2 separate regions of the Homo sapiens genome follow, and region 2 is linked to region 1. A link is an interaction called in ENCODE POLR2A ChIA-PET data of the cell type or tissue named here. Cell type or tissue: GM12878. All regions are shown on one strand.

Evidence for each region. Peaks named below come from ENCODE experiments on the same cell type or tissue, not always from the same donor. Only the 100,000 strongest peaks of a DNase experiment are listed, where the experiment ranks them.
Region 2: POLR2A ChIA-PET joins it to region 1 with 7 read pairs; 9 of 35 experiments call an interaction of 5 or more read pairs at or near these places.

The regions. Positions count from the first base shown.
Region 1 is chr1:160,788,931-160,791,430 of GRCh38, reverse strand. It overlaps LOC105371470 (a long non-coding RNA gene), which reads left to right and starts at 1,569. Exons shown (of 3, transcript NR_188636.1): 1 at 1,569-1,636. RefSeq lists enhancers at 1,090-1,209, 1,240-1,309, 1,360-1,479 and a silencer at 1,810-2,002. In GM12878, a CTCF peak has its summit at 2,113; DNase peaks (open chromatin) are centred at 1,140 and 1,500; H3K27ac peaks cover 2,023 bases.
Region 2 is chr1:161,033,770-161,036,269 of GRCh38, reverse strand. It overlaps the pseudogene GLRX5P2. Among named protein-coding and RNA genes, the nearest start is that of TSTD1, 3.9 kb to the left of the region's middle. RefSeq lists enhancers at 105-610, 611-1,117. In GM12878, no CTCF peak of the experiment used is centred here; no DNase peak of the experiment used is centred here.

The DNA.
Region 1 (2,500 bases):
TAGCTGGGACCACAGTCATGAGCCACCATGCCCGGCTCATTTTTGTATTTCTTGTAGAGATGGGGTTTCGCCATGTTGCTCAGGCTGGTCTCGAACTCCTGAGCTCGAAGTGATCCACTTGCCTCGGCCTCCCAAAGTGCTAGGATTCCAGGTGTGAGCCACCATGCCTGGCCATGAGTTAAATCTTATTAATAGTCCTCAAGAAGGGTAGTTAAAATTTGCCTAATTTGTAAGCAGAACAGTAAGATTTGTAAGCTGAACTGAACTTAAGGCTGACTTAGGTTTTAAATTTATTTATTTAATAAATTGAATATGAGTTCTTAAAAGCAATATGGCCTATGAATAAATTTTTATGTGCAAAAACCATCTTCAAGGAAATAAATTATAAAGGAGAACTCCTAACTCTCATTGATTGGCAGGTAGTTTGCCTAGGTCACACAACTAGCAAGCAGCAGAGGCAGTATTCAAACCAGAAAGCCTCATGCCCAACACACTGTACCCAACCAGAAAGTAAAACCACCTGCATTACTTTATTTTTTATTGACATAAATTTTCTTTCCCACTAGACTGTAAGCAACACGGTTGCAGACACTTCCTTTCATCTCTGTATCCCCAGTCCTTAGCACAGAGCTTTTGTGGCACCTAGCAGGAACTCAACGAATATGCATTGAGTGAAGGAGAGAAGAGAACCCGGGGGGAACGGTATCCTGGCGTCCAGGAGGAGAGAGTATTTCAAGTGTCAAATGCCACAGGCAGTTGTATTAGCCAGGGATCTTCAGAGAAACCACACCTTGAATATATATATTGTTTCCTTTTTTCTCTTTTAATAGGAATTGGCTCACATGATCATGGAGGCTGAGAAGTCTCATGATCTGGTGACTGCAAGCTGGAGTACCAGGGAAGCTGGTGGTGTAGGTCCCGGTCTGAGTCAGAAGGCCTGAGAACTGGGAGGCTGGTAGTACAAGTGTCCTGACCCATAACCACAGGCCTGATGTCCAACAGCAAGAGGGAATGGATGTCCTAGCACCATCCTAGCCTGGGGCTTCAGGGAGGCCTTTCCCAAGGTGGTGATGACTGGAGATGGGCAATAGGAGGGTGTTAGGGTGAGGTAGATGACAGAGACTAGGGCAATCCAATCAGTAAGATGGCCTGAGGAAGTAGAGCTGCATTTACAAAAATGAGAAATCCCAAGGGGACTGCTTTAGAAGCAGTCTGTGGTGACTGGAGTCCAAGCTGTGAGACTTGGTGACAGAGTGTGGCCAGGTAGGTTGGCAAGACACAAGCCAATCATGAAGGGCCTTGTCCACAAGGACTTTGACCCCGGACTTTAGCCTTGTGGGGGTGGTACACCCCCGAGGGGTTTAAAGCAAGGCTGTGATGTCACCGGCGTTGGCTTTTAAGTAGCTCGTTCAGGCGCTTCTCATCCTTCTTTCTTTTGCGTCCGCTCATCTTCATATCTTGTGACACATAAACTACATGTGATTAAAGTGGTGACACTAAAAACAGGAACTGGTAGTAGGCTGACATTTACGCATGCATAGTCCGTCATCTGCTGCCATGTGACAAGCAGTTCTGCAGGTGCACTTTATGGCCCATTCTCTACCATGGTTGTTGCTCCTCCTTGGTCTTTTCATAGGTAAGTCCACCCCTCCACTGCCTCCCAGGCTCGTCTATTTGCTGCGTACACTGGTTTACTCTAGGAATGTGCAATTTTCATTGAGGTGCTGCCTCTATGGGAGCCAGGCTCTGTGTGTGCGTGTGTGTGTGTGTGTATGTGTGCGCACGTGCGCGTGGGTGCGTAAGTCTGTGCGCATGTGCTATAACCTCAGGTCACGCAGCTCTAGACGGTGTCCTTGTGACCCTCACATCTCTTTGACTAATGTATCACAAGGAGCCTGAGCATTTCCAGAGAGGCTGAATTGTGGAGGCATGAGATGGAGGATCAGCCACAGTCAGTTCCAAGACGCATGTAGTCTGCAGCATGTCATTTCAGTCATGTTTCCAGAGATGTCCAGGTTTTTAAAGACCTGTGGTGATGTAGTGCCTTGGGATTTGTGTTTTGTATCTGGTTCTCTTGCATCTCTTTCCCCTTCCTCCCTCTCCTGCCAGCCGCTGGGAGTCACCCTTCACCCTGAGTTGGGCCTTTCATGTCCCATAAGTGGTTTCAGTGGGGGAGCTCAAGCCTGGCACACTGGTAATTCCTGTCCCTGTGGATTCTCACTGCTCACCTCTAAGAACCTGACAGATGACAGGGGGATGGGCCTGGGACTTGGAGGCTAGGGGAACACAGATCTTGAGATATTCATGATGAGGGGACAGGTTCTGCTCTTAGTCTCCAGAGTTTCAAGCTTTCACTTTTATTCTCCATCAGGAGAAAACCAGCACGTTCTGTTCTTTTTTTTTTAATTATACTTTAAGTTTTAGGGTACATGTGCACAATGTGCAGGTTAATTACATTTGTATACATGTGACATGCTGGTGCGCTGCACCCACTAACTCG
Region 2 (2,500 bases), 240 kb before region 1:
TTTTTGGAAAATGTATTCCTTAATCTGTGGAAGAGAAGATTGAGTCAGAAATGAATCCAGTTTTCTGATTTTTCATGCCTCTGAAGAACTTCTTTCAGGCATTTCCTGCATTCCTTGCCTGTCTCTCACCTCCTTTTCTTCCCTTCTGCCTTCTCTACTATACCCAGCCCTCCTACATTCATTCATTCATTTATTTATTTTTGAGACGGAGTTTTGCTCTTGTTGCCCAGGCTGGAGTGCAATGGCGTGATCTCAGCTCACCGCAGCCTCTGCCTCCCGGGTTCAAGCAATTCTCCTGCCTCAGCCTCCCGAGTAGCTGGGATTACAGATATGCGCCACCATACCCAGCTAATTTTGTGTTTTTAGTAGAGACGAGTTTTCCCCTCCACAGGTCTTTATTATAATTTGGTTATAGCATTTTATTATTATTATTGGCATAATTTACTTAACAATAAAACGCACAATTCTTGGCCCAGTATGGTGGTTCATGCCTGTAATCCTAGCACTTTGGGAAGCCGAGGCGGGCGGATCTCTTGAGGCCAGGAGTTCAAGATCAGCCTGGTCAACATGGTGAAACCCTGTCTCTACTAAAAATACAAAAATTAGCTAGGCCTGGTGGTGCTCGCTTGTAGTCCCAGCTACTCTGGTGGCTGAGGCATAGGCATGAGAATTGCTTGAACCCAGGAGGCAGAGGTTGCAGTGAGCCGAGGTCACGAGACTGTACTCCAGCCTGGGCGACAGAGCGAGACTCTGTCTCAAAAAAAAAAAAAAAAATGCACCATTTTCTTTTTTTACCCTGTGGTTGGCAGTTTATTTTAAAAAAACAACGCCCCAGTTATCACAGTTTCTTTTTAGTCCATTTTCCATAACAAAAGAAGCTACACAAAATTTGGAGGAAGATACTGTCCTTGCAGACTGACACAGTCTGCAAGAGGGGTCATGAATAATAATGATTTCAAAGCCCCTACTTTAACTCCTGAATTGGGCAAAGAATAAATGACAATATAAGAATGAATTTTGTTTGCAACAATATCATAATATAGCATTAATTATTACAGTGCAGTGGTTGTAATTAAGTTCACAATAAAATATTCTTAACCCAAACACCAGACAAACTAAAATCACTAGACTGCTCATGAACTGAAATGATCAGTGCAAGCAGTTGTTGTCTCAGTAATGAAAACCAAAATTGGAAAGGCTTTTCTGGCAGGGAGTCTCTGACATGAACGGCCCCCTCTCTGTTCATTGAGGCCCAGGCGCCCTCACTTGGAGTCTTGGTCTTTCTTTTAATCTAAAAGGGCAGAACAGAGCCCCAGCTTTTTCAGTTCTTTCACCAGGTACCCATTCTAGTACATATGCATAAGAATGTCACAGCCCCCCACAAACTCGCCATTGAGGTATCCATTGAGGATAGTGGGCCAGTTGGAATAGTCTTTTTTGTTTTTGAGACACAGTTTCGCTCTTGTTGCCCAGGCTGGAGTGCAATGGGGCGATCTCAGCTCACTGCAACCTCTGCCTCCGGGGTTCAAGTGATTGTCCTGCCTCAGCCTCCCGAGTAGCTGGGATTACAGACATGTGCCACCATGCCTGGCTAATTTTGTATTTTTAGTAGAGATGGGATTTCTCCATGTTGGTCAGGCTCGTCTCAAACTCCCACCCTCAGGTAATCCGCCCAGTCTCAAACTCCCACCCTCAGGTAATCCGCCCACCTCAGCCTCTCAAAGTGCTGGGATTACAGGCGTGAGCCACCGCACTCGACTAGAATAGTCTTTATTTTATTTATTTATTTATTTATTTATTTATTTATTTATTTATTTATGAGACAGAGTTTCACTCTTGTTGCCCAGGCTGGAGTGCAAGGGTGCGATCTTGGCTCACCACAACCTCCGCCTCCTGGGTTCAAGTGATTCTCCTGCCTCAGCCTCCTGAGTAGCTGGGATTATAGGCATGCGTCACCACGCCCAGCTAATTTTGTATTTTTAATAGAGACGGGTTTTCTCCATGTTGGTCAGGCTGGTCTCGAACTCCCGACCTCAGGTGATCCGCCCACCTTGGCCTCCCAAAGTGCTGGGATTACAGGCGTGAGCCACCGTGCCTGGCCAAAATGCACAATTCTTAAGCATTCAATTCACTGAATTTTGAATATACTCACTTGTAACCACCATCCTAAACACAATCTTGAACATGGAAATCCCCAGAATATCTCTAGGTGGCCTTTTCTAGTCAATCCCACCCTACCCCCTTTCTAGGTAACCGCTTTATCTTTTATCACCATAAAGTAGTTTTTAGCCAGGTGTGGTGACTCACGCCTATAATACCAGCACTTTGGGAGGCTGATGCAAGAGGATTGCCTGAGGCAAATAGTTCAAGACCAGCCTGGGCAACATAGTGTGACCTCATCTCTGCAAAAAATTAGCTGGGTATGGTGGTGCACGCCTGTAGTCCCAGCTACTTAGGAGGCTGAGGCAGGAGGATTGCTTGAGACCAGGAGGTTGAGACT